Regions from separate parts of the Homo sapiens genome. Here region 1 is linked to region 2. A link is an interaction called in ENCODE POLR2A ChIA-PET data of the cell type or tissue named here. Cell type or tissue: PC-3. All regions are shown on one strand. Each heading gives the region's core, and the rest is flanking DNA. Links, peaks and the distances in the headings are about the cores only. Region 1 holds the start of LOC107984697 (a long non-coding RNA gene). Region 2 has its middle 120 kb from the start of LINC00524.

Evidence for each region. Peaks named below come from ENCODE experiments on the same cell type or tissue, not always from the same donor. Only the 100,000 strongest peaks of a DNase experiment are listed, where the experiment ranks them.
Region 1: POLR2A ChIA-PET joins it to region 2 with 15 read pairs; 4 of 35 experiments call an interaction of 5 or more read pairs at or near these places.

What each region holds. Positions count from the first base shown.
Region 1 is chr14:101,359,641-101,370,638 of GRCh38, forward strand. It overlaps LOC107984697 (a long non-coding RNA gene), which reads right to left and starts at 4,753. Exons shown (of 5, transcript XR_001750892.2): 1 at 4,532-4,753; 2 at 3,696-3,884. In PC-3, for the core only: no CTCF peak of the experiment used is centred there; no DNase peak of the experiment used is centred there.
Region 2 is chr14:101,278,307-101,289,304 of GRCh38, forward strand. No RefSeq gene overlaps it. Among named protein-coding and RNA genes, the nearest start is that of LINC00524, 120 kb to the right of the region's middle. RefSeq lists an enhancer at 10,436-10,971. In PC-3, for the core only: no CTCF peak of the experiment used is centred there; no DNase peak of the experiment used is centred there.

The DNA.
Region 1 (10,998 bases), core at 1,885-9,884, 82 kb after region 2:
TCACTGTACCTCAAGCTGCGACTTAGTGCTGTGTCAGCCCACACCCCAGCACACTTCCTGGAGGAACCCGTCCGAGCAACCTCAGGAGGGTGCACTGAGGACCCGTTCTGCACACGTTTAAACGCAGGGTCGGATTTTAAACAGGATATCCAGCCGGAGACGAAGGTAACTGTTGTCTTGGTCACTGCTAAGAAGCACCTGATCGTGCAAGACATACCGCTCATGAGAAAGAAATGTTTTCAACTCTTTGTGGCACCCTGCTGGGACAGGCTCTGCCTGGTCATTCCATCCCAGGGGTGATTAACCATCCCAGTGTTAGGGCCTGGGACTTTGCTAATGTGCTTTCAGGTCAACCACAAACATATTTCTAAGATTTCTTAGCTAATGGTGCATTTGCGAGGTCATTCCAGGCTAAGACCAGGAGGATTAAAAGATCTGATTCCTTCCTGAGGCTCTTAGTTGTAAAGGACCAAAGAAGCCGTAAAACAAAGATTTATTCAGTTTCAGCCGGCCAGTTCAATGGCGCAGCCCCGTAAGACCAGGAAAAAAGAAACATCTGGCCAGAAAAGTACACTTGTTTACAAAAAAAAAAAAAAAAAAAAAAGGCTTTAAGACTCTTCTCCAGCCTCACCAAGTTCTTGGACTAAAATTAGGCTGAAAATTAAAAACAATGTCGAATCTGAAGAGTACAAGGCAAATACAGGCAGGAGAAAGAACATCTTGTTTCTTCCTTATCCAGCTGCCTCTGGCTGGGGGTCCCCCGAGCACCCCGGGGAGCCGCCCTGCCCTGGTAGGTAGCCCCCTCGGGGACCGCACAGCTGTGGTGCTCCCTGAACAGGTGACGGATGTGGCCTCTGCTCCAAGACCAAACCCTTTTGTGGGGGAGGGTGTTTTCTGCAGAGGATACTCAGAGAAGGGAGAGGGCCGTGTTTGGCTGCTCCTGATGATAAAACGCCACTCTCCAGAGCTCAATGTAAACAGCGGTAGTGCTGCTGGCACTAAGATACTGAGGCGGCCCGTGCTGGGGGATGGGGTGTTGAGGGACGGGTACATCTTGAGAGGCGTGGATGACAACTGTTTTGTAAGGAAGGAAGCCTGTGCTGGCAGTGAGGCTCTTGGCCTCAGTCGGGAAACTCAACTTCTTTTCCAGGCCTGCTATTGACTCACGGAGGACATGCAGGCCAAGCTCTCCTTGCTCAAGTTCCCCCTCCATCCCCCACCATGTATGCAATGGCAGGCGATGGGAATCACAGGACTCAGCCAGTGCCTTCCGATCTCCCTGGGATGCTAAAGGGATTAATGGGTCAAGGTTGGAAGATGCTTTGAACTTCTTGGCACGGAGCTGCCTCCAGTACAGTAATTAATAAACCTCCCCAAAGAGGTGGATTAGGGTCACAAGTCACCCAGAGGCTCAGGGAATAGAGCCGGCCAGGCTTCGTGGCTGGGTCGCAGGAGCGGATGGGGAAGGACACGGCATCTGAAGTCTGCACCCTGTGTGCAGGCAGCCGTGGTGCCAACAGATGTCCTTGGGTTCCTGGGCTGTGCCTGTTAACAGCCCAGACTTACACCTGTGAAAAAAGCAGAAATGAAATCCTGACCCCAGAGCAGAGCAGAGGCAGCCGCCCGACGTCACCCCAGTTAACGGTGAAGCAACATTCGTGGGAGTTGGAGATGACATTTCTAATGGCAAAGAAGGTGCTGACCAGACGTTTAACCACGAGTAACACTGTCCCTCTGCCGTCTTCAGCGTGGGCCTGGAAATCTTTGACAAACCTTGAGCAATCGGGACCTGGGGGTTCCCACATCCCATCAGAAGGATGACATTTCTGGAAACCTTGTACCGGGGGATACCAAGTGGAGAAGATCATTAACTGGGGCATAAACAAGTCCCTGAAAGTCTCCTCAGCATGTTTTCCTCCTCTGTAGGGTGGTGGGGCTGGACTAAGCGTGGTGCTCCTGAACCACCCAGGCATATGTCGCTTACCCCTCTCCATGGTGGCAGCGCCTGCTTGTGGACGGTGACCTTTCTGCTGTCCTCCAGAGCCTGCAAAGCTGTTGGGAACTTGTAAGTCCTGATACCTTGCTGGCCTTGAGGAGGTCAGCCATCACAGATAAGCAGAATGAGGCATGACGTGAGCCGGGCTTGTCTGTGACTAGGTCCACACGGTGCTCCAAGACTGTTCCTGCCCACACATTTCCAGCGCTTCCACGTTTTTCCCAGGGCATCTCAAAATTCCACTCCTGTGCCACCGTTCATTCAGGCAGGGACACAGAAGCTGTACTCCCTCCACCTGAGGCTGTCTAACCATGGGCTGGCCTGGCAACTGGCACCTGGGACCTGATGCTGTGCTCTCTGCACCCTGGTTTGCACCGAACACATCTATCCAGCGAGTCTTGGGCTTTGGTTCCTCAGGGAGCCTTTTCAGATGAACCTCAGCCACGGTCTCATCGACAAATCCCTCCTAAAACCCTCTACCGTTACAAAAGGGGCTACTCCAAAAGGGGCTGTGGCCTTTGGTCCACAAAGTTCATGCCCACCCATAAGGCATACCCAGCATGCAACTCCCCCTCCTCACGGCCACCCCATCCATGGCTCTGAGAGGTTCCTCGCCCTGCCCCAACCAAAATGTGTTCACATGCATAGAAAGAGCATCCAACGAGGATTTCTGATTTGTCCTAAATATCTGGGTGTGTCCTGCCCCCTTATGATATTACAGTCGGTGGGTGCTACCCTTCAGCTGCATCTGGGGGCACAGGCATCACTAAGGTTGGGGTCTCACTGCACACTCTATGCACATCAGCACCAAGTTTGGCCCATTAATCCCCCACACCCTGTGAGGTAGACATCATCACCCCCATCTAACTTAGGGACCCTGAGGCTCAGAAAAGCTACCCAAAGTCTCCCAGCCATACATGTCCAGAGTCTGGACATGAACCCCTCCTTATAACCCGAGGGCACACCCTTGCCACCGGCCACCTTCTCCCCGACCTGCCAGTGAGATGGCAATGTCTGCCCCTCAGGTTCCTCCAGCAGGCCCACAGTGCTCACTCCACCCCTCACATCCTGACCACTGCCTTGGCCTCCCGCGGCCTCCACTCTGCTCCGCACTCACACACGCAACCCCGCTGACCCTCGGCACCCCATCTCCTCCTGAGACTCACATATTAGCTTCTCACAGGACGGCTCCTGTGGTTGCTCCTCATGACCTCATGTGTCCCACATCCAGGCCTGGGGCACTCACCAGCTCCTGTAGCCTCCATCTCTGGGCAGGACGGTGCCATCTGCCTGGTCACCAGAACTTGCTACCTCGGTGCCACCTTTCCCTACCCACTTCTCCCAGCCCACCCCATCCGCCATGTCCACACCCATGTGATCTCCAAGCCTGCCCCCTCTGCCTCTTACCATCCCCAATCCGTCTTCTCCTTTCCATCCCAGCTTCTCACAGGAATGACCATTTCCCGCTCCCCTACCCTGCCCCCAGGCCAGTGCCAGAGCAGTCCATCTCAAATGCTGTATCTGCATCCTCTAGTAGGCACCCGACCCAGGACCAGGAGCACAGCAGTTGGCCAGCACTGAATGAATGAGGGCATCTGCTGAGTGAATCACCACGTTTTCTCCTCCCAACACCCAGTGGCTGTATGACTGTCCATACCCACCAACAGCACACAAGGTTCCCTTTCCTCCACATCCTCACCAACACTTGCTGTCTTTCATCTTTTTGATAAGCCATTCGAACAGGGCAGGTGATGTCTCACTGTGGTTTTAATTTGCATTTCCCTGATGGTTTGTGATGACAAGCATTTTTTTTTTTCATAGATCTGTTCACCACTTGGATGTCTTCTTTTGAGAAATATCACTTAACATGTGGAGTCTAAAAAGAGTCCTAGAAGTAGAAAGCAGAATGGCGGTTACCAGGGGCTGGGAGATGGGGCAAGGGGAGAAGGTCAAAGGATACAAGATCTCAGTTAGATAAGACATATAGGTTTCAGTGATCTATCGCACAGAATGCTGACTAGAATAAATACTAATGCATTGTATATTTCCGAATTGCTAAAAGAGAAGATTTGAAATGTTTTCACCACAAAAGAAGATCGGTATGTGAGGTGAAAGATTATTGATTAGCTTGATTGAAACATTTCACAATGTAAACATATATCAAAACATCAGATTGTACCTCATAAATATATAATATATACAGTTATTATGTGTCAATTACCAAAACTAACCAACAGCTGCGTTGCCCTGAAGGCGGGGCCTGGATCCTCAGTGTGGCCTCAGGTACCCCCGTGACCTGGCACCTGTCTCCCTCACCCTCCCCTCCACAGATGCTGCCTCGGGCCCCCCCAGATTTCCCCGTCTACTGTCTACCTCACACACCACGCTGCGCACGCAGCTCCTCTGCCTGGGGCCCATCCTCACCTCCCTGTTGCTGTCCATCATCCTTCATGCCCAAGAGTCCTCCCCACCCCCACCCCTGCTGTGGTCAGTTTTGTGGACCTTCCTGAAGGATCGCTCCTCCCCTGTACCGACCTTGCCAAGCAGGTCCACACTGCACACTGCCTGGGACCCGGGCTAGGGACCTGCAGACTGGAGGCCCTCGAGGGTGTGCGGGCGTCCAGGTCCCCGCCTGCCTTCCCAGCAAACGGCTAGTGAGATATAGCCCAGGGACAAAAAGCAGAATCCCTGCCCCCAGCATCCCACAGGCCCTGGGAAGGCCCTCACTGCAGGTCTCCGAGCTGGAGCAGGGCTTTCTGCCTTGGCTGGCTGGAGGGCCAACAAGTGCCCTTCCTTTGAAATCACTTTGTTTATGTGTGTTAAAGGCCAATGTTCTCCAGTTATCTCTAAGCAGTTTCCATCTTACAATGAATTACTGCTCTCAAATGGAAAGGCCGGGGGAGTGCCAGCGTAGCCCAAACGCGGCCCAAATCGCTTTGCCCTCTGAACTGCTTGTTTCAGTGTTGGCCTCAGCAGCCTCCTCTGCCAGGTCTGCGCGCTGCAAAGTTCATTTCTAACGTTGTGATGCTTTGGAGAGCCACAGACAGCTGCTCCGCCTGGCTCCTGCCCTGGGCTCCGGGGGCTGGGCCTGACCGTTCTAACTAAGTGAGTGTGGCCGAGATCGCCTCATTGGCGCCTTTCTCACTCATCTGTATTTTCTCCAGTCCTTTCCAGATGCATTTGCCACGGCCCTGTACAAGGGTTGGAAGGGGAGAGGGAGCCATAAATCATCTGCCCCACAGTCCTTATGAAAATATTAAAAATGCTCAAAATAGGTGTGGGCGGAGGCCAGTGAGCGGCAGGGCCAGCCCAGGGCAGCGTCACGAATAGGAGCTTCCCAGGCCGAATCGGAGCTCCCCGAAGGCTCCATCCTCGTAAATCAGCCTGGCCTCCGCTTCTCGCTGGCACTTCCCGCTCCGGCTTGCACGAGGGTGAGGGGGCTGCTGCTGGCCGGGTGGGATAGGGGCCTGGCTTAGCCTGGCCGGACACCCGAGGCCACAGACCCAGGCAACCCCACACCCCACGCACAGTCCGGGGATTACGCAACCTCGTCTTGATGTGACCAGAGAACACCATGTACAGGCAAAGCCCAGCCCCTCGGGCCCGCAGAAGACAAATAGCAGGGAGGAAGGAGCATAGGTGCTGCCCCGGGCAGGTCCGATTTTCCACCATGGGCCTCGGCTGCCGGCGAGTGGCCATGCTGGGGGGCTCGGCCCCGCACGTATATGGGGTGCTGGCAGGAGCTCCACGTGCTCTGAGACATCCCCCCTGGGTCTTGTCAGACTTCATCAGGGTGAGGCGGCTGGTGGGGGAGGATGAGAAGAAAGGACTTGAGGGTGGGGATTTGTGCCTGATTCCCACTTAATCGGGATAAGCTGCTTGGAGAAAATGGGCTGTTATAATCTCTCCTTTCATGTCTGGCCAGGAATGTTGCTACTCTACGCAGAGGGCGGCATCCAGGCTCCTAAGCCAGCTCAAGAGAGCCCAGGGGTCAGCTGTCCCAACATGACTCCGGCCATGGCTGGGGAAGGTCTCTGCCAGGAGAAATGGTACAAGTGGAATAAACAAGGAGGCAGCCTGCAGAAACAGGCCTGCACCACACCAGCCGCCAGGAGCTCTGTCTGCATTCCTGGAGTCGGAAGCCACCAAGAGGCAGGGCCCGGGCTTCAAGACAACGGCTCCTTACCCTCCGCATCCTAGACTCTCCTCCTCACACAGCACAGAGGCGTTTGAGCTACCTGGGACCAGCAGGTAGCTGTGCCTGCCAGCCCTCAGGGCCCTGACACAAACCCCAGCCAGCAATGTGCCTCTTTTGTAAGAGGGGACTTCCCAAAGAGCCTCCCATCCCTTCAGTCCTGATGCCTAGTCATGCCAAGATCCCAGGACGAGGGGGGTGCGGAGGCTGTTTGGAGTCTGTGTGACAACCCAAGCGTGACCCCCAGAATTGCAGCTGAGTGGCTGTGTGACAACCCAAGCGTGACCCCCAGAATTGCAGCTGAGTGGCTGTGTGACAACCCAAGCGTGATCCCCAGAATTGCAGCTGAGTGGCTGTGTGACAACCCAAGCGTGATCCCCAGAATTGCAGCTGAGTGGCTGTGTGACCCTGGCACGTGGCTGATGTCCTCATCTCATGTGGCAGGACGAGTAGATGCACACACGGTTGAAAGTTGGTCATTTCAAGGCCAGGGGCAGTGGCTCACACCTGTAATCCTAGCACTTTGGGAGGCCGAGGCGGGTAGATCACCTTAGGTCAGGAGCTCAAGACCAGCCTGGCCAACATGGCGAAACCCCATCTCTACTAAAAATACAAAAATTAGCCAGGTACAGTGGCAGGCACCTATAATTCCAGCTACTCAGGAGGCTGAGGCATGAGAATGGCTTGAACCAGCGAGGCGGAGGTTGCAGTGAGCTGAGATCACGCCACTGCACTCCAGCCTGGGCGACAGAGTGAGACTTCATCTCAAAAAAAAAAAGTTGGTCATTTCAGAAAGAGTGGACTACAGATCAAATCCAGTAGAGTTCCCCCCTCTAGACCTCACCTAAGTCAAATTTGCAGACACAGAGGGCGATTGGTGTCTCTCAGGAGCAGAGGGAGGGGAGGATGAGTTAATGTTAACAGAGAGAGTGTCAGTTTGGGAAGACGAAACATTCTGGAGATGCGTGGTGGAACGTATGTGTACTTAACGCCACTGTACTGTACACTGAGAATGGGCAAAATGGTAAATCCCATGTTAGATATATTGCACCACAACAAAAAACTCAAAACAAAGAAAGGGTGGACTACACTTATATATAAACACGACCTTGTTTGCAGAATTTAATTCATAATATATATAAACTGTGTAAAAATTGCATAAACATATTTAAAGTTTTAAACATAACAAAAACAATAACAAAGATTGAGAAGCTGGGTGGTGTCGGGGCGAGTCTGAGCCAAACCTCGTCTTTTCTAGTGTGTTTTGTTGGGGGGTACACAAATGGGTTTAAACAGCTAAATCAGCACCCAGGACAAATATTTCAATTAGCGCTATGGGAGAAACTCATCAGAAGAATTGAGCCCAGAGTGGCGTGGGGCTGGAGTAGGGTGGGAGAACTGGCGTCACCCCTTATACCTTCCTGCAGTATATAGCTAACATTTGATGATTACTAAATCATGTCTGCACATCACTTCACAATAACTTCAAACAGCTGCGATTCAATCACCCATGAAACGAGCTAAAACTTTCTCCAACAGAGACTTTAAAATCTTCAGGCAACTAACTTCTCTTCCAGGTGTTCCTGGTCTTGGCTTCCTGAGTTTGAACCTACAGATGTTTCTGACTTGAACTGGGTCCCCCACCGGGTTTGCAGCCTCAGGGGAACGGAGGACACAGTTTCCTTATCCCTCTGGGTGCCTTGTGTCCTCACCCTCTCCACCTCGCCATCCCTCTCCCCTCCGCATCGACTCCTCCTCACTCTCCAAGACACAGCTCTTGGGGAAGGAGGGCTGTAGCCCCAGCAGGATCCAGTCCCCTGGCTCCAGCCCCAGCAGGAGAAGCCCTGGGGAAGTGCAAAGGCAAACAGGAGTTTGCACACACACAGCCTAGGGAGCACAAGGCAGCCCCCGCTGCTGGGAGCCAGGAGGATGGAGGCCAGCCTCAGAGGATGAAAGCAGAGGTGTGGAGAAGAAGAGCGGGTGAGGGGAGGGCTCCGGGAGCTGATGGAAAGAGAGCCTGCTCCTGTGGCTCTCCAGACCCTCCCTTGCCCAACCCCCCTCCTCCTCCTTCCAGCCCCTACCTCCCCCTCCGCACTGCCTCCATGGGCACAGCAGGCATGCGATTAATATGCACAGCCAACTGAGGCCTGTGGCACCGTCCTGTGTCTCTGTGACTGGACAGTTGCCATCACACTGGACGCGGGGCGGTCCACGCTGCTGTGGGGCCTGCTTAGTGTGTGCCCACGGAGGGTCAGGGCATCTGTCCAAATCCGTCTCACACTGTGCCCTGGGTTCCACGTGGAGGGCGAGCGGGTTTCTCCAGCACCCCTCGTGCACATCAGTGTTCTGTGCTGATCCCTGCTGGGCAGTTTTATGCCCCGGTTGCCATTGGGTGGGCACGTGGCTGTCCTTAGTGTAGCAATGACTCTGAATTCTTCGGTACGATCACAGGAGCCATACACAGCTTCCTGCCCACAGGGAGCTCCTGGACATGGGGAGGCAGACGCCAAGGCAGCAGGCATGGCCCAGTAAACAGAGGGAAGTGACGGGGCTGGGCATGAACACAGGCGGAATTTGGGAAGCCTCTGTGACGATGCACTTTTAGTGGTCAGTGTCCCTCTGCTGCGCCCCTTGGTCAAATATCTAATGACGTGCACATGCATAGGGCATGAAATCATAAAACCAGACAGGGCTGTGGGATGCCCATATACAAGCCAACTTCCTTTCTTCACAAATAAGCTCAACACATGTGCTCAGAATGCTTATGTGGCCCGGCCCCAGGTAGAAAGCTGGTGAGGACCACGGCCTTAGACACACATTTACATATAAACCACTGTGTGCGGAGACAGGCTCTTCTCTTCTCTATTTTCCCTGAGGCAGGGACTGGGACCCTTAATTATACGTAAGAAAAATGGAAGGTGCAGGCACCGCCCTTGCTTACCTCTGTCCTAAGGGCTGGTGTGGGGAGCAGCACTCACCCCACTGCCTGCCTCCCTCCTGGGCCTTCGGTGCCCAGCAGTTGTTCCAGTTGAGAACCAGAAACATTTTGTCACACAAACACCACATGGTCCCCTGTCTTAATCCGTTCCTACTGCTGTAACAAAACATCTTGGGATGGGTGATTTCTAAATCATTGGTATTTATTTATCACCATTCTGGAGACTGCAAAGTCCAAGATGAAGGCACTGGCAGAGGCAGCATCTGGAGGGGCTTGCTCTCTGCTTCCGAGGTGGCGCTTGTCCCAGGTCCTCACGGACGAAGGGGCGGAAGAGACAATCAGGCTCCCTGGAGCCGTTTCATAAGGGTACTGATGCCATTCGTGAGAGTGGAGCCCTGAGGACCTAATCACTTTCTAAAGGCCCCATCTCGTAAGACTATTGCATTGGGGATTAAGTTTCAACATGAATTTTGGAGAGACACAAACATTCTAGCCATAGCACCCTCTAAACTCAGAGTTGGGTGCCTCTAATTTTCCTTACAGCAAGCATTGCCTGTGGACACTTACCAAGTGGCCAGCTGGCCAGAGAACTCATGCGCCAGCCAAGAAGGTCCGTGAAGAGGGCCTCGTGAACCCCCAGGGAACAGCCGCCAATGGCAAGACTTTTTCTGCATCCCCGCCCGGTGGACTCTGTCAGGCCTCACCCTCCTCACCCTCTGGCTTCATGCTGTTCCCTGGCAGTGGTGTTTTTTTGTTGTTGCATTCTTTCTTCCCAGCATTTAAGGATGAATTAAATTCTTTTCCTTTTTTTCCTGATGCAAAATAATAACAACCCAGAAAGGAAAAAAAAAATCCAGCTGATGAAAACTCCTGATGTGTCTAATAAATCTTTTCAAAGCATATTTGGAATTGGCCAGTCCAGTCGGGCACAGGACATGCTGCATTGGGGTGAGCGGCGGCCAGGCCGAGAGAAGGTGGCCCGTGGCGTGGCTGGGCCCGGAGTCCAGTTCTGCCACTTAGATCCGTATGGCCTTAAGCACACCCCTTATGTTTTGGGATCTCAGTTTTCCTCACTTGTAAAATGGAAATACCCATGGCCACCTCCCAGGCGGTGGTGAGGATGAAACACCCCGTGCATTGTAGGCCTCCGTTATAATCACAACCTCTGCCCGCTAGTAAGTCCCAGTGAATGAGGCCACCAAAGCATCCTCAAAGCCTGGAATTAAGAATGCGTCAGAGATGACCTGCAGGGCATGTACTTGTATCCCTGATTTGCAAATAACTCAACTGCGCCTCAAAGAGGTTCAGAAACAAGCCCAAGGCCACAAAATCAGAGAGTCTGAAACCACAGCCTCCTGCTTGGAAGCCAGCAATCTTTCCACGTCAGCTCGTCCTCGCCACCACATGAATTTCCTTTCTCCATAAGCCTTAAAGGAGCAGGAAAGGACTCACCGGGATGCCATTTCTTCCTCCTTCATCGCCCTCTCCCAGACCTCATCCAGAACCACACCAGGCTTCCTGCGGCCACTCTGAGAAGGACCAGGGCTCCCGGGGATGCTAGGGAGGAAGGCACCCAGCACTGGTTTCCTTTCTCCATCTCCAAGGTCACAACACTGGCCATGCCCTCTGCCAGCAACCCGGTCCCTGGCAGGTGTTGAGAAACAGGCGCTCTTGGTTGGGAGAAGCCAGGGAAGGGGCCTCCAGGCCCCAGCCTAGCACATACCAGGCGTTTCTCTTCATTCTCACTGCCGCCTGGGGCCGCGTGGCTGAGACTGTGCCCTCGCGTAGGGTTCCCATTTGGGCATTAGCTTCAGGGAGCACAGGACCAGGGCAAAATATTCAGCTTCTCTGTGCCTTGGTTTCTTCATA
Region 2 (10,998 bases), core at 1,451-9,450:
TTCAACCCAAATAAAAAATAGAAAGATTCAGCAAAGAAATAGAAAATATAAAGACAATGCAAATGAAAATTACAGAACAGAAAAAAAAATAACAAAAATGTAAAACTCAATAAATGTGCTCAATAGCAGAATATGAAGGACAGAGAAAAGAATCACTGTAGTTAAAAATAAAACAACAGGGAAAAATGGACTGAAAAAATGAAGAGAGCTTCAGGAAACTGTGGGACTATAACATGATATTTAGCATTCATGCCATTGAAGTCCAGAATGAGAGGAGAAAGAAGGTGGGGCTGGAAAAGTAATTGAAGAAGGAATGGCCGAAAATTTCCCAAATTGGCAAAAGACATAAACCCACTGTATTAGTCTGTTCTCACACTGCTAATAAAGACATACCCAAGACTGGGTAATTATAAAGGAAAGAGGGCCAGGCGCAGTGGCTCATGCCTGTAATCCCAGAACTCTGGGAGGCCGAAGTGGATGGATCACGAGGTCAGGAGTTCAAGACCAGCCTGGCCAAGATGATGAAACCCCGTCTCTACTAAAAATACAAAAATTAGCCGAGTGTGGTGGTGGGCACCTGTAATCCCAGCTACTCAGGAGGCTGAGGCAGAATTGCTTGAACCCAGGAGGCGGAAGTTGCAGTGAGCCAAGATTTTACCACTGCACTCCAGTCTGGGTGACAGAGTGAGACTCCAACTCAAAAAAAAAAAAAAAAAAAAAAAAAAAAGGTTTAATTGACTCACAGTTCCACATGGCTGGGGAGGCCTCACAATCATGGTGGAAGGCAAATGGAGAGCAAAGTCACATCTTACATGGCAGCAAGCAAGAGAGCTTGTGCAGGGGAACTCCCATTTATAAAACCATCAGATCTCGTGAGATGTGTTCACTACCACAAGGACAGTATGGGGGAAAGTGGCCCCATGATTCAGTTATCTCCACCTGGCCCTGCCCTTGACACCTGGTGATTATTACAATGCAAGGTGAGATGTGGGTGGGGAAACAGCCAAATCATACCACCTACATATTTAAAAAGCTGAGTGTATCTCAAACATGGATAAACCCAAATAAGTTCATACTAAGACACATTAAACTCCTCAATACTAAAGACAATTCAAAAAATAAATAAAATCTTTAAAGCTGGGAGAGAGAAACAGCACTTAACTTACAGAGGAAAACAATTAAAATGACAATGAATTTTATGTTCGAAACCATGGAGGCCAGAATGAGGTGACAAAGCATTTTTTCAAGTCCTGAAAGAAAAGAATTGCCAACCCAGAATTCTGTATCAAGAGAAAATATTCTTCAGTAATTAAGAAATCAGAGAATTCTGAGATGAAGAAAAACTAAGAATTTGCCACCAGCCGCCCTACCCTAAAGAATGGTTAAAGGAAGTTTTCTAAGCATAAAGGAAATGATTAAAATAAAGGAATCCTGGAACACCAGGAAAGAAGGATTCACAACAAAGAGAGAAACAATATAATTAAATACAGTATACTTTCCTCCTCCCCTTGAGTTTTTAAAGTCATGTTTGACAGTTGAAGCAAAAATTATAATGCTGTCTGATCTCAATGTATGTAGAAGAGATATTTAAGACAACTATATTATAAACTAGAAAGAGTAGAGATGTAGAGAGGGGTGATTTTTTAAAACTTCACTTGAACTAGTAAAATGGCACCAGTAGACTGTGATCAGTTATAGATGCACAGCCGGGTGCTGCTAATGATGGAAATGCATTCTGAGAAATGTGTCATTAGGTGACTTTGTCATTGTGAGAACATCCTGGAGTGCACTTACACAAACCTAGACGGTGGAGCCTGCTACAAGAAGTGATACTGTGCTGAATACTGTAGGCAACTGTAATACAATGGGATCTGTGTATCTAAACAGAGAAAAGGAACAGTAGAAATACAGTGTAAAAGATAAAAAAGAGGACACCTGTAAAGGGCGCTTGCCATAAATGGAGCTTGCAGGACTGGAAGTTCCTCTAGGTGAGCCAGTGAGAGAGTGGGGAGTGAACATGAAGGCCTAAGACATCCCTGTATGCTGCTGTGGACTTCACAAATACTGCACACTCAGGCTATGCTAATTTTACTACAATGATTTTTCTTTCTTGAATAATAAATTAACCTTAGCTTACTGTAACATTTTTCTTTATAAACGTTCCAATATTCTTGACTTTTTGACTCTTTTGTAATAACATTCGGCTTAAAACACAAGCACATCGTATAGTTGTACGAAAATATATTCTTCCTTTATATCCTTATTCTGTAAGCGTTTTGTTCTATTATTATGATTATTTGCTTTTTAAACTTTTTTCTTAAAAACTAAGACAGAAACACACACATTAGCCTAACCCTACACAGGGTCAGGATCATCAGTATTGCTATCTTCCACCTCCCATCTTACCTCACTGGAAGGTCTTCAGGGACAGTGAAACAAATGGAGGCTGGGTGCAGTGGCTCAGGCTTGTAATCCAGCACTTTGGGAGGCCGAGGTTAGCAGATCACTTGAGGTCAGGAGTTCGAGACCAGCCTAGCCAACATGGTGAAACCCTGTCTCTACTAAGAAAACAAAAATTAGCCAGGCATGGTGGTGCACACCTATAGTCCCAGCTGCTTGGGAAACTGAGGCACGAGACTCGCTTGAACCCTGGAGGCAGAGGTTGCAGTGAGCCAAAATCATGTTACTACACTCCAGCCTGGCCACAGAGCAAGACTCCATCTCAAAACAAAAAACAAATGGAGCTGTCATCTCCCATGATAACAATGCCTTCTTCTGGGTACCTCCTGAAACACCTGCCTGAGGCTATAGTTAACTGATTTTTTAATAAGTAGAAGGAGTACACTCTCAAATAACAGTAGAAGTGTAGTATATTGAATCCATAAACCAGCAACAGAGTTGTTTATTATCATGATCAGGTATTAGGAACTGTTCATAATTGTATGTACTAGACTTTTCTATGACTGGCAGCACAGTAGGTTTGTTTACATCAGCATCACCACGAATGGGTGAGTTGTGCCTTGCGCTATGACAGCTATGATGTCGCTAGGTGATAGACATTTCTCAGCTTCATTATGGGACCACCATGGTCAATGCAGTCCACTGACGGCTGAAATGTCATTTTGCAGTGCATGACTGTATATATAACACAGAAAATCTGTAAGATACGTAAGACTTGGAAAGCATTACCAAATAACCACACTTAACACATAGAGAACAATCTACCCAGTGACAGTAAAATGTGCTTTTCTTTCCAAGCACAACTGCAACATTCTCCAAGATAGGTCATGTTGTCAGGCATTAGAAAAATTCTGAATAAACTTAAAATAATTGAAATAATCTGAAGTATCTTCTCTGACCACAACAGAGTTAATTAGAAGTCGACTACTGAAGGAAATCAGAGAAGTGTTCATATATTTGGGAATTAAACATCACTTTTAAATAATGCATGGGTCAAGAAAGAAATTAATTGAAAAGTATATTGAACAAAATGAAAATGAAAACATGACATTAAATTGATGTGATAAAGCAAAGGCAATATTTACAGTGAAATTTTAGCTATGCCACTTGACTTCAATACTTATTATGAAGGTGCATAAAACAGACAATTTGGTATTGGGATAAAGGTAGGCAAATAAAGCAATGCAATGGAAGGGGAAAAATTCTTAAACAGACCCATACATATGTGTGGATTGTCTTTTAATGAAGGTCCCAAGGCAATTTAATGAAGGAATAGATAATGTCTTTAACAAATGCTGAAACAATGAGATGTTCATATGCAAAAAAAGAGAATAATGTAGCTCAAGCTTTGCCTCATACCTTATTACTTCAAATGAACCACAGACTTAAATAAAAGAGCTAAATGATAAAAATTCTAGGAGAAAATATAGAAGAAAAACTCTGTGACCTTGGATTAAGAAGAGACTTCTTACATAGGATGGAAAAAGTACAACCTATTTAGAAAAAGATAAACTGGATTTCATTAAAATTAAAACTTTTGCTTCTCAAAAGTCATTGTTAGGGAAATGAAAAGGAAAGCCACAGACTGAGAGAAAATATTTGCCAAACACATATTTGAAAACAGACTTGTAGCCAGACTAAACAATCTTTACACTGCAACTATAAGACAAACAACCTCATTAAAAATGGGCAGAACATTTAAATGAATACTTCACAAAGTAAGATATACAGATGGCCAGTGAGCACTTGAAAAGATGCTAATGCCATTTTTAATTAGGACAGGCAAATTAAAACCACAGTGAAGTTACCCCACTACACACCCACTAAAATGGCTGAAATGAAGTTTGACAACATTAAGTGTTGACAAGGATGGGGGAACAACTAGAACTTTCACATATTCCTGGTAGCAGTGCAAAATTACACAGGCACTTTGGACAACAGTCTCGTCCTTTTTTTTAAAGTTACACACTTACCATATGATCCATAAATTCTGTTCTGAGGTATTTGTCCAAGAGAACTGAAAACGTGTTTGCAAAAAGACTTATACGTGAATGTTCACAGTAGTCTTATTCATAATCAACAAAAACTGGAAACAACTCAAATGTTTGTTGAAGTGAATTAAAAAATTGAAGTGTAACCATACAATAGCTATCACTCTGCAATGAAAATGAATATATTTCTAATACATGCAACAAAATGGATGAAGCTGAAAACCAGTACACTAAATGAAAGAGGTCAGACAGAAAACACTAAAACCTATGCACTTCATGATTCCAATTATATGAAGTTCTCAAAAAAGTCAAAACTGTAGTGACTAAATTCAAATCAGCCATTGCTGGGGTTCAGGGGTTGAGAAGGGACTGATTTCCAAAGGACAAGAGACAAATTTGGGGGCCAACAGAAAGGTTCTATATCACAATCGCGATGGTGTTTACATGAATACATATTTTTCAAAATGTATATTATTGAATTAGACCCTTAAATAGGGAATTTTACTGTGTGTGAACTATATTAGGTCGGTGCACAAGTAACTGCAGTTCTTGGCGTTACTTTTAATGGCAAAACCTTCAATTACTTTTGCACCAATCTGATATTTTAAGAAAGGCAACAAAAACAGTTCCTAGCTGCTTTCAGTCTTGGTTTCTCACTCAAACCTTTCAGCCCGATAGGACTTCACTTTTTAGGTGAGCTCAATTCCTCCTGTGCCCCAAGGACTGGGAGCGCCCTCCCCAGAAAATCTGGTTGAATTGAAAAAATACAGGACTCAGACAGTAGGTTTTTTTTCCATCCCTCCGGGGTCACATGCCTTCTGATTTCTTCTTGCCTTTGGTTGCACAGCAGTGCCATAAAGCAGTTGCTTTTTCAGTTGGTCCAGAGTTTGTAATTGTTATTGGCAGAAGGCTGGTCTGATACAATCTACTCTGCCATTCCTAGAACCCAAAAGTTTGTTCTCTTATTTTTTTATTTTTATCTTTTTTATTTTTTTGAGATTTGTTGCCCAGGTTGTAGTGCAATGGTGCGATCTTGGCTCACTGCAACTTTCGCCTCCCAGGTTCAAGTGATTCTCCTGCCTCAGCCTTCCGGGTAACTCAGACTACAGGCACGCGCCACCACATCCAGCTAATTTTTGTATTTTTAGTAGAGACGGGGTTTCACCATGTCAGCCAGGCTGGTCTCAAACTCCTAACCTCGTGATCCACCCACCTTGGCTTCCCACAGTGCTGGGATTACAGGCGTGAGCCAGGGCACCTGGCCCTCTAATGTCTTTTTATATTTACTGTTCTCTTCTACTACTCTATAGTATCTCTTTTTTGACCAACATTATATTTTCCAACTTTAAATTCTATTTTGGGAGATGTTTAACAAATTGTTACCTTAGATTTATTTTGATTCCTGTATGCCTGCAATATATATTTTTGTGTCTTTATTTTCAACCTTTAGACATTCTTTTATTTTAAGCACATCTCTTGGAAACAATTTATTGTTGAAACTCTTTTTTAAAAATCCACTGCAAAAGTCTCTTTCTTTTAATTGATTCAACCAATTTACACTCACTGTAATTACTGTCATAATTAGTTTTATTTCAGCGGTTTTATTCCATTTTTTTTCTATTTAACTTTCATTTTGTATTCTCTTTTCTTTTCCCACCTTGCATTAGAAAGACGGAAAGGTTTTTCGCTGATAGAAATGTATACATTCTATTTTTGTTTCAATGCAGTTGTAGTTACATTATTATGACCTCAAATTAAGCTTAGCTCACTATCCACAGTTTCACTCCATAGCCCCTCCTGAAATCACATGGGTATCATTTAGAGTTTTAGTTTGAGAGTCTTACAGGTTTGTGTTTTGGCTTTGTTTTGGTTCGGTTCTTGCCTCGAAATGTTAATACTGAGTATCAACTTGATTGGATTGAAGGATGCAAAGTATTGTTCCTGGGTGTGTATATGAGGGTGTTGCCAAAGGAGTTAACATTTGAGTCAGTGGACTGGGGAGGTAGACCACCCTCAGTCTGGGTGGGCCCATCTAATCAGCTGCTAATGGAATGTGGAAAGGCTAGACTGGCTGAGTCTTCCAGCTTCCTCTTACTCCCATCCTGCCCTCAAACATCGGGCTCCCAAGCTCTTCGGCTTTTGGACTCTTGGACTCACCAGGGGCTCTTGGACTTTCAGCCACAGACCAAAGGCTGCACTGTTGGATTCCCTACTTTTGAGGTTTGGGGACTTGGACTGGCTTCCTTGCTCCCTACCTTGCAGACAGCCTACGGTGGGACTTCACCTTGTGATCATGTGAGTCAATTCTCCTAATAAACCCCCCTTCATATATTCATCTATCCTATGAGTCCTATCCTTCTAGAGAACCCTGACTAATCCATGCCTGTTTAGGTAACTGTACATTTTACTGAATTAAATTCCTCTCCTTTACCTCTGTGTTCTAGCATCCTACTGGCTTTAAGTCTCTTCTGCTCTGAGTGACATTTTCCCACGTAGCAGGACCCAACCACCTTCAGTTGCCTCAGAGACTTCACAAGGCTGGCCAGGCCTGTCCCCCTCCCTCCCTCCCTCTTCCTCGGCATCACCAGGTGTGGTTCAGGGCAGGGGGCCAGCAGCCGCCAATTGTTCACCATCTTGTCAGGAAGCAGAAGTCGTGCAGCCCCTTCCTGTTGGTGACGGGCAAGCGCTCCATCACCCCAATCAATGTGCATTCACTGATGCCCAGTCTATGCCAAGCTCTGAGCTGGGCTGCAGGCACATGGTCGAGAGTGACACAACTCCATTACCTTCTAGTGGGGCAGATGGGCACACAGTAATGCACGATAATAACTAAATATGACAATCGTGAGTCACGGAGGCAAGAACACAGCAGAAAAGTGCAGCTGACCTGCGGGGGAGGACACCAAGAGAGAGTGGGGTGAGGCAGTAGTTCAGCTGCACCTTCCAGGATGAGGAGCGAGTCCAGGAGAGAAGGGCGGCATCGGGAAGGTGGGAGGGCAGTGCGTCCGTGAGGATGGCCACTGGAGGATGGAGAGAAAGGGGAAGAGCAGAGGGAGGGGAGCCTGGGCAGACCGCAAAGGGCTTTCAGCAGGGGCGGCAGGAACCCTGGTGCAGTTCTCTGGAGAGCTGATCTGATGGGGGTCTATTTCTGGAAACTGGCTCTTGCTTCTGGGTGGCTGGGGAGGCCCCTGGAGGCCATGGTTTTGAGCTCTGCCACTTTGGTTTAGAACGAACATCCATGAACGTGTACTAAATGGAAGCACCGAGCGTCTCCCCATTGCCAACATAAGGGGGCTGGACAACTTCTGGTTCCTGACAAGATGGTGAACAATTGTGGGCTGCTGGCTCCCTGCCCTGAACCAAACCTAGAGATGCCACGGAAGAGAGACGGAGGTGGACGGGCCTGGCCAGCTTTGAGGGGAGCAGTGGTGAGCCCTGACGTGGGACCCTGTGATCCTGAAGTCCAGGAGGAGCCCGGCTGGTCCTGGAACCCACCCGCCCACCTCTGGGTCCTCCACACACCTCACTGCCTCCTGTGTGGGCATCCCTGGGCCCTGGTCACTCAGCTACTGGAGGCCGAGGGCAGGGGAGTGGCGGGGTGTGGGCCGGGTTAGAGCAGACAGGTCCATGTTCCTGCACGGAATTTGTTCTGGTGTGAAAGTCAGAGGGAAGCATGCTGTTGTGGCAGGGGTTCAGATCAACAAGGGGAGTGAAAACGGAGAAGGCGGCCAGGCCACGCAAAGCACAGGCTGTAAAAAGACGAGCTCCCTGCCCAGCCGACTAAACAGGGCTATGGGGAGGAGACGCCTCCAGGAGTAAACAATACAAGGTCTCCTACCTGTGCGACAGGACGAGATGGAAAACACATTCGATGATGAAAGCCTGTTTAAAAGGCACAAGGCAAAACAAATAAATTAACTTAGTATGTTCTGAAACAATTACAACAATACCCACTGCCCTCACCCCACCCCCACCCCCAGCTCTGACTAGAGGTCCTCCTTCTGGCTTGAACCCAGGGGTCTTGGCAACATTTGAAATGGCCTCAGAGTACAGTGCATGCCTTTGGACTGAACCGGACTAAGCCCGACTGGACATGGTCTCCATCAGCTCGCACATCTGGCTGCCTTCCCCGAATCCTCTCTTGTGCCTAAATACAGAATAGGGACAAGCTCTCTCTGCCCAGCAGGCTGCTGCCCCGAGGTCTGTGTGGGGTTGCGCCTGCTGGAAATGGTGCCAATGTCATGGGCATGGTAGGGACTGGGTGTTCGCTGTAACACCCCCGACTCATGCTGATCTCTACCGGGTCTTGTCTCCTTTTTCAAAAAACCAGCCCATTTCTAATGTCTCCCCGCCCCACCGCACCAGTCTTTCCAAATGTCCAAGAGGACACATAAGAGATCTGCTCTGTTAGTGGTGAGAGTCCTCTTGCTGCCTCAGCAGAACCCAGCAAGCTCATGTGCGCTCTTCCAGGATCAGTTTAGATGCCAGCCCCTCTGGGAAGCTATGGTGGGCAAAATCATGTCCCCCCAAAGATGTCTGCATCCTGATCCCTGGAACCTGTGGCTATGTTGCTTGTAGGTCAAGGGGTGGAGTTAAGGTTGCTGATGGAATTAAGGTCACTAATCAGCTGACCTTAAAATAGGGGGATTATCCTGGATTACCCTAGTGGGTCCCAGTGTCATCAGAGGGCCCCTAAATGTAAAAGAAGGAGGCAGGAGGGGATGTGAGAAGGACTCAAACCCTCAGACTCAGCAGCCACCCTGAAGATGAAGGAAGAGGCCACGAGCCAAGGGACGCAGCCCTGACTGGCTGTGTGCTCCTTGCTCAGGGCAGGGCTGGTGGCTAGTCACTGTGTCCCCAGCTCTGCGGCAGACACATACAGAATCTCCCTGCTTAATGATGAGTGAAGAAATGATAAAAAATTAGCAAAAACCAAAATGATGGTACCTGCAGACATTCTTCTGGTCCAGAGCATCCCATTTTCTTTGTGGAGGATAGCCCCAGCCTCCCAGTTTCTCTCCTAAAGGCATTGCTACCTCATAGTTCACTTCAACCCTCCCGAGCTGGCTTCTGGACTCAGCCTTCCCCCAGCCTGGACTAGGCGCCCCCTCACCAGCTCCAGGAACATCCCCGGCATGCCTGAAGCACATCTGCTCCCAGCAATGTCCACTCCGAATCCCAGCCTCCATGTCCCTGGCATCCCACATTGATGAATGGAGGCCTGTGAAGCTTTGCTGAGCAGAGTTACCTGAGGCAAGGAGATGGCCAGGAACAGTCAAGCACTCTGCTGGTGTGCGCGGGAAGTAGGGCAGGTTTGATGCTATTACATTTGCATGCTCTGTCCTTATTTTCTCTTCACTTTCCCTGCGTGTGCCTGTTTTTGCTGAATTAATGAAAAGAGTATGTTCCTGTTTCTGCTGAATTAATGAAAAGGGCGTGTGCCTGAGCTTGCCTCTCATGCAGGACACCCTACAGTGTACTGAGACTCTATTCACGTGGCTCCCTCCTTGGAGCCAGGCTGGAGCTTGGAGTGGACACGGGGTCCCCAGGAGTCAGTGGTGGGGACAAGAAGCATAATTCAGGGGCCCAGGGTGCTCCCCTGGGAAGGGCGCTGACTGGTGTGGCCCCCACTGCTGGAGGGATGCCCCACCCTGAAGCCCTCTTCTGCTCCCCTGGAGAGGAGGTGGAAGCCTCACGTATGACAGGAACAACCATTCCTGTTACTGTATCCTAGAAGAGTCAGCACCACTCTTTCACACTGCAGGAGGAGCCGCTGTGAGTCTGCGGTGGGAGACGGCAGAACAGACTCCTAAATCAAGTGCAGCAAGCTCCCCGAGGACCCTGTCGCTTGAGATCAAAGTCTGGACAATAATTACACAACATGGAGCGTCGCTTGCTTCCGGCCCCTTTCTGAGCCTCTCCTCTGTCCACAGCCACCCACAGCAGCTCTCCAGCTATGGCCACCCCCAGTAGCAGGAAGGAATGTCGGTGATTACCCAATTCTGATTTCAAGGCCAGCTCCCAATTCATTCATGCTGAAGATGGGCCTTGGCCTCTCTGCCTCTTCCCTCCCCCTGGTGGACTCGGCCTTGACTCTTCAATGATTTACTGCCAGACCCAAACAGCAGCGCAAAAATTGGACAGTGGCATTCCCCACTTTCCCTTGCTCAGACCCCAGACCCTGAAATTGACAGACCCTCCAAGGAATGGCAGGGAGGTCTCGGGACCCACAGAGTAGGTGTGGGGCAGGTGCAAGATCCTCCCAACAGCAAGTGGAGGTTCTGGCTGACACAGCAAACCCAGGCCCCCAGAGTGGCGTCAGCAGGGAGGCAGGACACATCTCTGAGCAGAGCAGTGAACTGTCCGTGAGGAACAGCCATGAAAGGACCACCTGCCCAGGATATCTTCTTCAGCAGGGCGAGAGGCAAACGTATCCTGGGAAACGCTGCAAGAACGGCCAGCGCCTTCACCAGAATTTTCTACTGGAAACTGCCGGAGGGATGGTGAAGATGAGGAGAAGGCCACAGCCAACTGCGGGCAAAAGAAC